Regions from separate parts of the Homo sapiens genome. Here regions 1 and 2 are each linked to region 3. Evidence: chromatin contacts called from ENCODE Hi-C or POLR2A ChIA-PET data. All regions are on one chromosome and are shown on one strand. The core of a region is the stretch at or near the end of the contact, and the rest is flanking DNA. Distances in the headings are between cores, read along the strand shown.

Evidence for each region. Hi-C counts contacts between places; a loop is a spot of excess contacts on that map. ChIA-PET counts read pairs that join two places held with the same protein, here RNA polymerase II (POLR2A). Pooled maps may share reads with other maps.
Region 1: a pooled map shows a loop between it and region 3 (17-fold over the local background). The contact joins two enhancer-like sites. A Hi-C loop is called at or near these places in 7 of 50 pooled maps.
Region 2: a loop to region 3 is called in a pooled map, with 9 times the contacts of the local background. The contact joins two enhancer-like sites. A Hi-C loop is called at or near these places in 3 of 37 single-sample maps with no recorded cell type and 7 of 50 pooled maps. POLR2A ChIA-PET finds 5 or more read pairs at or near these places in 1 of 52 experiments (activated T-cell).

Annotation. Positions count from the first base shown.
Region 1 is chr18:51,167,453-51,170,836 of GRCh38, forward strand. No RefSeq gene overlaps it. Among named protein-coding and RNA genes, the nearest start is that of MEX3C, 29 kb to the right of the region's middle. RefSeq lists an enhancer at 704-1,284. Within about 2 kb of position 1,964, at least 2 of the 41 ENCODE cell types and tissues checked have a DNase peak (open chromatin) inside an H3K27ac peak, as active enhancers do.
Region 2 is chr18:51,151,013-51,154,187 of GRCh38, forward strand. No RefSeq gene overlaps it. Among named protein-coding and RNA genes, the nearest start is that of MEX3C, 45 kb to the right of the region's middle. RefSeq lists enhancers at 790-949, 960-1,009. Within about 2 kb of position 1,324, at least 6 of the 41 ENCODE cell types and tissues checked have a DNase peak (open chromatin) inside an H3K27ac peak, as active enhancers do.
Region 3 is chr18:54,147,452-54,150,602 of GRCh38, forward strand. No RefSeq gene overlaps it. Among named protein-coding and RNA genes, the nearest start is that of SNORA37, 73 kb to the right of the region's middle. Within about 2 kb of position 1,725, at least 10 of the 41 ENCODE cell types and tissues checked have a DNase peak (open chromatin) inside an H3K27ac peak, as active enhancers do.

The DNA of each region.
Region 1 (3,384 bases), core at 714-3,213, 3.0 Mb before region 3:
CTTTGTAGATGAGATAAAGCGACTTCTTCAAGATCTGAGTGATACAGTGACAAATCCATTGTGGAGCTTGCTGGATCAAACCAGTGTGACATCAAAGCCCTACACAGGTCCACTGGGTTTAGCTCCAAGTGGTCTTAGCGCGCCCTTAGAACACCCTTAGAAAGTGGATCCAGATCTGGGAAAGAAGACCAAGGACTCATACTTAGGTGTCTTTCTATGTTGTTAATGGAAGAGTAAACTAAGGATGTCCCTCTAAGCCCTTTCAGGACTTAGCCAAGAGGAGTCTCCAAAGCCCCGTGAGACAGCATCCCCACAACCCTTTCTAAGGCCTGAAGGTGATGGTTCTGAAGTCCTCTGGTTCCTTCCTGGAACAAGGGTCAAATAGGAAAACCACAGAAAAATGAGACTTCCAAGAAAAGTGCAGGCATCCTAAGTTTTCAAATAAAATCTTACTTGAAGCCTAAGAAAATGGATTCAGGCAGCTTAATTCTTGTTTGTTCCATGCACAACCTATCTTTCACCAAATAGATTCTGAGGCAACTTGATGGGGCTGCTGGTAATAGGCACTGTCTGAGGTGGGAAGTGCAGCAGGCCCGGGCCTGGGTGACTGTAAAGCAGGCCCTCAGGACACAGTGGTCTGGCTGCCTGGCAGCAAGATCTCTAGAGAAAACCTGGGAAGTGCAAGAGACAGCTTTGTAAAGGGGTCCTCGGGCTTAGGAACCCCGACTGTGGCATTTCAATTGGAATGTGAGGAAGCAGCACCCAGCAGGGGTGAAGAACATGCACATCAGAATGGCCGAATGCCATTCTTTGTCTCATTGTGTAACCCTGGGCAAGTTCATTCATCTCTGAGATGGGGCTCTCATCTGTAGGAGGGGGTACTACTTCCCTCATAGAGTTTAAGGATTAAGTGTCATTGTATATGAAACATTTAGGAGCATGCTTAACTCAAGTACTCAACCTAGAACTTGCTTAAGCCTTGGACTGGCTAATGAGGGTTTGGCTTTCAATGTCAGAAGGCATTTGTGATGGTCACAACTGTGTGTGTGTGTGTGTGTGTGTGTGTGTGTGTGTACTACTGACATCTAGTGGGTGGAGGCCAGGGATGCTGGTAAACACCCCATAGTGCACAGGACAGCCTCCTACCCCCCAACAAATTATTCACCCCAAAATGTCAATAGTACTAAGGTTGAGTACCCCTGAGCTAAAGGGAGAAGTTGAGGTTAGCCCACCCATACAAGGGGAGGTGGGTAGGAAACAGGCTTACAAGTGTCGGATCTGGCAGCAACTTTAAACTCCTGCAGCCGTCCCCGGAAGCAGAACCAACCCTCTTCTCAATTGGTACACTTTTAGCAGCTATAAGTCAAGGGTATGTTAGAGACACTGGGATCAGAATGAAGACTCATAGGTCAGTGGACTGATTTAAATAGCCTTTTGGAAAGATGTGAAAAAGCAATAGAAAATGGGCCAGAACAGAAAAGAAGCTAGGGGTTGAAATGTGGTCCAGGTCACTTGAAGTCAGGAGTTTGAGACCAGCCTGGCCAACATAGTGAAACCCCGTCTCTCTCTAATAAAAATACAAAAATTAGCCAGGGGTGGTGGCGGCCGCCTGTAATCCCAGCTAATCGGGAGGCTGAGGCAGGGGAATCACTTGAATCCAGGAAGCAGAGGTTGCCATGAGCCGAGATCACACCACTGCACTCTAGCCTGGGTGACAGAGCAAGTGAGACTTTGTCTCAAAAAAAAGCAAAAGCAAAAACAAAAAAACAAATGTGGTCCAGGAAGAAAAAAAAAAAGCATCACATAGTAATAAAATATGAGGTCCATCCCCCATTCTTGATTTTTCTCTCTAGGACAAGGCAAACTACATACTCAGAACTACAAACACTTAAGTCAATGGATTTGCATTATTCTAGAAAAAGACCAATCCTTCAAAAAGTCAACAAAGTTATCTGGCTGGGCCACTATCTGCTCATGCTATGGCATCAAAGATGAAACTAAAAGTAAAAATTCTGACTCCACCAAAGCTTTGACTGATTTTGACATTTCATTTGCTTGGCAAGGCAAGTGCTCACTGGATCAACAAATCGATTCTGAAACAATTATTTGTGCCTTAACTAGCTCAAGCTCTTCATGATCATGACAGTCTGAGGATATGAATTAATCCTATCATTAAAAAGGGCCACTGAAATATTTTGATTGGCATGCCCAGTTAAATAAAAAATGCTCACATTTGCAAGCAACTGAGGCATTTTCCATGGAATCTTCTGAAAATGCCTTTAGACTTGGGAATTTTTACCTTAAGCCTGTTACTTATTTTTTACTCTTTATTAATTTTTACTCTTAAGCCTCAGCTTTATTCTCTGAAAAATGGAGATAATACTTCCACCTCTAGGGCTATGGTAAAGATTATGTGAAACTATGCACCTGAGTTCACTTTGTACTAACTGGGCCACACAACTAAAGGTAGTGCTTCAAACCCCAAAGGCTTTTCACTTTTACTTTACACTGCTCTTCCAGAGCACTTCAACAGTATTTTCAGGGTCATGCTGGATTTTTAAAAGAATCAGAACAAGAGGATGCTACCTATGAAAGTAAATTATGTACTTCACAGCAAGCATTTCTATGCCTTAGTTTCATACTTAGGTTTCAGGCAGTTCTCAGAGGCAATTATTTCCATTTTACAGATAAGGAAAATGAGATGCAAAATATTAATCTGCAAAATATGGGATTAAGTACCCTCTGACAAAGCCAGAAAATAAGGGAACTTGAAATGGAAGCCCAAGTTGGAGACTACAGTGAAATTCTACAACTCCCATGCCTTGACACCTTTGTAGGGCTAGCCCAGGAGCAGTTTCTAGGTGTAATGACCAGGATTTGGAAAGCATAGGAAATGACTGAAAAATCAGATGTACTCTAAAAGGTGACACACTAAATTCCCTTCATTGGTCTACTTGGATTTTAAGACCCCAGGGGGAGAGAGGTGTGGAGTCCTGATTCTATCTTTTCTCGGGAAGGGGTGGCACCTAAGGGTGTCTAAGTAGTGGTGACGGTGGAAGGGATGGCAGAAGGATGCTATTCCTGGGGAAAGTTAAAAAGATAAGGGCACCATCTAAAGTAATAGGAACATCAAAAAAGCTTGCCTACTAGCAAAGAAAAGGGACCATTTCTGAAATCCTTGACCACAAATACAATCTTCAACATAAGGATGCATTTTTGAAAAAGCACTTGGAATCACCTGCTTAGGAAAACATAAAAGACGACTGACTCAAGAGTTCTCACAAGTTTCTAGTCATGAGAATAAGATCTTTTCATTGGATTATGTGTGGTTCAAGAAAAGCCACTGGGAACAGTCCAAGAGAAGCAGATTTTGGAGTTTGCTTT
Region 2 (3,175 bases), core at 74-2,573, 3.0 Mb before region 3:
CTGGCTAATTTTTATATTTTTAGTAGAGACGGGTTTTTGCCATGTTGGCCAGGCTGGTCCCAAACCCCTGACCTCAGTTGATCAACCCATCTCTGCCTCCCAAAGTGCTGGTATTGCCTGGCCTGGAAATCAGACCTTTAAAGAGGTAATTAAGGTTAAGTGAGGTCATAAAGGTCTGGCCCCCCTCCTATGGTGGCACAGTGTCCTTACAATAAGAGGAGGAGGAGATGCCACGTATGCACGGTCACAGAGCAAAGCCCATGTGAAGGCACTGCAGAAGGTGAGCACTGCTGATGGCAGGCACTGGAGAAGGCAGGCACTGGAGAAGGCAGGCACTGCAGAAGGCGGGCACTGGAGAAGGTGGGCACTGCAGAAGGCAGGCACTGCAGAAGCTGGGCACTGCAGAAGGTGGGCACCATGTGAAGGCACTGCAGAAGGCGGCCAGCTGCGAGCTGAGGAGAGGAGCAGCAAGAGAAACCAGCCCTGCAACACCTCCATTTTGGACTTCCAGCCTCTAGAACTGTGAGAAAATGAATGTCTGTTGTTGACACTGCCCAGTGTGGTATTTTATTACGGCGGTCCTAGCACACAAGTACACTTGGGGTGGGGTCAGACACTCAGTTGACAGGAAGGTGATGGTGAAAGTTTCCGTCCTCCCTGGAAACACCCCACCCACATGGTCCTGAGGTGTCTGGCTTTCAGAAAGTGACTCTCCCCAGTGCTTCATTTGCTCCGTTTGTTTCTAAATGTGTCTGGGTCTGTTTCCAGCCTTATTTTGTCTTCCTTTACCAACCACCTCCTTCCAAATAAGAAGATTCTCGCAGGTCCAGTCTCAGAGGGCAGAAAACCCAGATCTCTGGAGTTTCTGTCCCGAGAGGACCTGGCACCTGACTTCCTGACTCAACTGCTGGAGGGACGCGGAGGACTGTTGATTGGACTTGCTCCTTCGTCGTGTCCCCACACCGCGGGTGGCAGGACTAGAGCCTTGCCGCATTATGGGCTTCTTTATTGGCTGGCATAAATTTGGCCACTTCTGGCTGTATACCTCTTGCACAGCTGTGCTTCTTGTTTTGCTCCTGTGGTCAGTGTGGTTTCTGAGATGTCTGAGGAACAACCTGAGGAAAGCTGTGGCCCTCCTGACCATGACAGCCCAGACCTAATCACTGGGACCCCCCAATCCACTGGCAAGGAACAGTCAGTGAGCGCTTGAAGTGTCATACACTCCCCTGCCCCCAAGGCAGTGGAGCAGGTGAGGAGTCACTTTGTCACTCCCAGGGCGATGGCCTCACCTGTCTCCCGTGGCCTCCGGGGCTGTGTGGGCGTGTGTGGGTGTGTGTGTGCGCGCGTGTGTGTGTTGCTGGTAGTGAACATGCCCTCTGGTGGCCCCCGCAGACAGGCTTGCTGTTTCTTCCCTAGATGTTAGCCTCGCCTCTTATTTTTTATTTTTTTTTTTTTTACCTCTTCCGCGTCTGCTTAACCTCAGCTCCCAGTAAACACGCTAGGGACAACAGGCTTCCCTAGGGCCCCCTATCTTTGCTAGTCCTAAGCCCTGAAAGACCTCGCTTTAATTCTTCCAGCATGAGCCTTTGTTGTAGATAATTCTAGCTATCTGATTCAAACATGAGAGTAATGGTTTTTACATCGGAGTCAGGTACAAACCTCTGTTACACAAAGGAAACCAGAAATCGTATGATTCCCTAGGGATGACTGAAATTATTTTGTTTATCATATTACTTAAATAAGTACGAACATAATTTTTTATTTTTATTTTTTGAGAAGGTGTCTTGCTTTGTCGCCCAGGCTGGAGTGCAGTGGCGCGATCTCGGCTCACCGCAAACTGCGCCTCCTGGGTTCACGCCATTCTCCTGCCTCAGCCTCCCCAGTAGCTGGGATTACAGGCATGCACCCCAATGCCTGGCTAATTGTTTATATTTTTAGTAGAGACGGTGTTTCACCGTATTAGCCAGGATGGTCTCGATTTCCTGACCTCGTGATCCGCCCGCCTTGGCCTCCCAAAGTGCTGGGATTACAGGTGTGAGCCACCGCACCCAGCCATAAAATTATTTAACTTCTATATATTTTAATGGCTCTTAAGTAATTCTAAAACCAAAATCAGTGTACAAAGAAAACACCAAAAGTTCCTGAAAAACCACCCGAACTTGTTAGCACATTAATGTGACTTGCTATGTTGTTTTTCTGAACTCAAACACCATGAATGCTGCACTCAGTGATACCCAGGCTGTGTGGTCTGATGATGGGGCTCTTCCAAATCTTGCCTCTATTGGAAAAATTGCAACATTTCACTATACAGAACACTATTGTGGCGTTTACAAATGAAATCCTCTGCTCCGTCCTATAAAATTACTACTATTTGGCTCTGAGATCTCTAGACATACTTAGTTGTGAGAGTTGTGAGATGATCATCTGATGTCAGATGTGTTTACATTAATTTTTAAGACTTTAATTCAAATGAAAACTAAAAGTCTTGTAGAGAGGACCTACTGAATGTGTCTGGTATGAGTCTCAGGGTGTTTGGAAACTCCAGATCTAAAATTCTTGGATTTGAGACCCTGGTATTTCACTTAAGAAGCTCTTTACCTGCCTCTCCCTAGGCCTGGGTTTGACTCCAGCCACTCCCAATGCCCTGTGGGGCTGAGGTCCCCCAGACAGGCGCTGGGGACCTGGCTTGTTTTTGTTTTGCTTCTCCTGGGCAAGGCAGGTGCACACTACATGCTCAGTGCGAACTGAAACACAAAGTGCTGGGTGGCCGCTCAGCGGACGGTACTCCCTGCTCCCCTGTGGCTCCTCAACTCAGTCTGTGAAGGGTCCCCATGCCCCCAGGCCAGGGCTGGCCGAGGGGGGCTGGCCTGCTACCCAACTGATCCTGGTGGGGGGACCAGCTGCTCACCATGCCTCCACCAGAGGAAAAAATAGCAGTTCAGTCTTTGGAAAAAACTAGCGACTCACACGACCAGAATAGCAACTGAAGACGCTCTAAAAAACAGAAACACCTGCTTCAGAATTATGGCAGGAAATGAGATTTCAGAAATGCCACAAGAAGCTGGTGTCGCAGCTGCCCCTACCTCGTATTCCCCCAGCCTTCGCCCGCCAGCTGGGGCTGCCCACAGGGAAAGCCCCTTGGCCCACTGCCTGTGGTAGCCGCTGGATAGGGCCT
Region 3 (3,151 bases), core at 475-2,974:
TTAAGTAAAAGATGGGATCTGGAAAAAAAAAAGAAAAGAAAATATAGGGTCCGGACTGATTGTGAGAAAAAAAGAAGCTAATTCTACAGAGAAACCAGTAAAAATGAAAGCACAAAGGTAGGGGAAAGCACAAAAGAATAGCAGGCAGTTTGAGACAGAAGATTGAAGCAGGTGTTGTGGTTGACCCCCTAGCAGCCCCAACACTCCCATATGATGATTAATCTAAGCCATCTGGGGTAATTCCAACCCCCTTTCTCAGCAACTAGTTTAGGAATGGGCGTGTTAACCAATTCTAGCCAATGAGGTACAAGGGAAAGTGTTTGGGGCCTTCTAAAAAGCAGGCATATGGCTGGGTGTGGTGGCTAATACCTGTAATCCCAGCACTTTGGGAAGCTGAGACAGAATTGCTTGAGATCAGGAGTTCAAGACCAACCTGGTCGACATAGCGAGATCCTATCTCTATCATATATTTAAAAGAGTAAATAAATAAATAAATAATAAAAAGCAGGCACAGGAAGACATCTATCTTCTCCTTCTTGCCATTGTCATGTCTGGACACCTGGAAGCATCTTGCTACTGAGCTGAGGCTGAAGTCAATTCACGAAGGAGAGGCCATGATTAGAAGACTACACAGAAGCAAAGCTAGAGCCCTGTGGTTTGCATTAAGAATCTAAAGTAGCCTAGAATTGTCTTTTAGATACATTTAATGTACATTTCCTTATTGTTTAAGCCATCTGAGACTGATAATCTGTTACTTGTAGCTAACAGTATGTGGCAGGCAGAAGGCCCTTTTCCAAAAAATTACCCATGCTCTAATGTCTAGAAATTGTAATCATGTTAGGTTACATGGCTAAAGTGATTCTGCAGATACAATTAAGTTTGCAGATCTCAAAATGGAAAGATTATCTTGGATTATCTGGGTGAGCTTAATCTAATTAAATGAGTTTTTGAAGGAAGAGAACTTTCTCTGGCTGGAGTGAAAGACATGAGGCAGAAGGGGAAGTTGGAGCAATAAGACAAATTGACCTGATTTCTGGCTTTAAAGATTAAGGCAGCTGGCTGGGCATGGTGGCTCATGCCTGTAATCCCAGCACTTTGGGAGGCCGAGGTGGGCGGGTCACCTGAGGTCAGTAGTTCAAGACCAGCCTGGCCAACATAGTGAAACCCCATCTCTACTAAAAATATAAAAATTAGCCAGGCATGGTTGTACGCATGCCTGTAATCCCAGCTACCCAGGAGGCTGAGGCAGGAGAATCACTGGAACCCGGGAGGCAGAGGCTGCAGTGAGCCAAGATCAAGCCACTGCACTCCAGCCTCCAACCTGGATGACAGAGCGAGGCTTTCAAAAAAAAACAAAAACAAAAACAAAAACAAACAAACAAAAACGATGAAAGGAGCCATTAGCCAAGGAATGTGGGCAGCCTCTAGACATTGAGGACAAACCCCGACTAACAGTCAGCAAAAAATCAGGGACCTCAGTCCCACCCTATCACAAAGAAATTTCCCTGAGTAATTTGAATTATCTCCATTCTTTAATTCACACCCATATTTCCTCTTGCCTTTCTACTGATCTTTAATAAAATGGCAATAGAGCCTATGGAATGTCATTTTAAAAAAAGAAGAGGAAGAACAACAACAACAAAGATTGTGACCATTCCTTGAATGAATACAAAGTTCCAGTAAAGTTGAGTGTGTTTCTGACTCACTGAGTAATAATGCATTCACCCTTCCCCCAGCCCTCCACCCCCAGTGTTAAATGTTTTCAGAGTTAGGTGACTAATTCATCCTCTTCTCACAGCAGCTTCTGTAAAACCAAAATCTTGTTTGTTCCAAAAAGCCACATGAGTTTCTTAAAATGAAAGTCATAGTTGGAAGGTTATAGTTTTCTCATTTGTAAAATTATACTAAGTGACTCGGCTCTTGTAGGAGACAGAAGAGAGGAAGAGAAAGGTTTAAAAGAAGGCATTCATTCCCAGTAGCACATTCTACCATGTTGCTATTTGTATCAGTCCCCTCAAGTTTCCAAATGTTTCTGTTTTCTCACAACTAGCTACTGTTGGGTGTAAGGCCTTCGTATGAATCATGCTGTGTTCAACAAGCATATTCTTGCTTGCTATCAACCTCTCCCAACACACACACAATTAACTCCCTGCTTTGGTTCTCTCTCAGTCCAGGGAATATTTATCCAGTCAGCGAAAATCAAGGTAACTCCCCAAGAAGCATATTCCAATACCTAACAATTTACCAGCGTTTTTTGTTTGTTTGTTTTTGGGGGAAGCGGTTGCTCCCATTTATGAAATACATTACCATACGGAGGCCACTCTATTAGGTATTTTGTTAGCATTAATTCATTAAATCAAAATGGAAAGTCATTTGGAGGCTACCAACAAATGCAACAACAACAACAATAACAAATCAAGCTGTAGATGATCTGAATTTGTATGTGACAGCCATTCTGCCTCAAGAGTGGAGTGAAATCACTAGACCAGCCCTCAGTGGTTCATTCTTGGATATACATTCCCCACTGAGAATTCTACAGAAGCTACTGATACTACCCCAGGAGAAAGGCACATCGTCATAAAATTGTGTATGTAATGGCAAGAGTCTGGCAGGCTCCTTGACTCCAGGGGAATATGGACCCCCGATGAGGAGTCCTGCACTGGAGCAGTGGTCTCAAAACTCCTTTGCTAATAAATCCTTTCTGAGACAAAAACGTATTCCCAAATTTATGGATATTTACTTACAAATAATATACATGTACTGTTCTACTAATATGTATATTAAAAAACACTCAAAAATTAGAATCACAATAACATTAGATAAAAACAAATATTAAAAGGTCCCACTCCCAGTGAATGGTTTTACACATGCCCTACATCAGGGGCCCCAAGCCCTGGGCGGCAGCAGGCTCGTACTGATCTTCAGCCTGTTAGGAACAGGGCCACACAGCAGGAGGTGAGCAGGTGAGCAGGCATTCCCGCCTGAGCTCCGCCTCCTCTCAGATCAGCTGTGTCATTAGATTCTCATTGGCGCACAAACTTTACTGTGACTCGCACATGCGAGGGATCTAGATTGCACACTCCTTATGGGAATCTAATGCCTGATGATCTGAGGTGGAATAGTTTCATCTCAGAACCATCACCCCACCCCA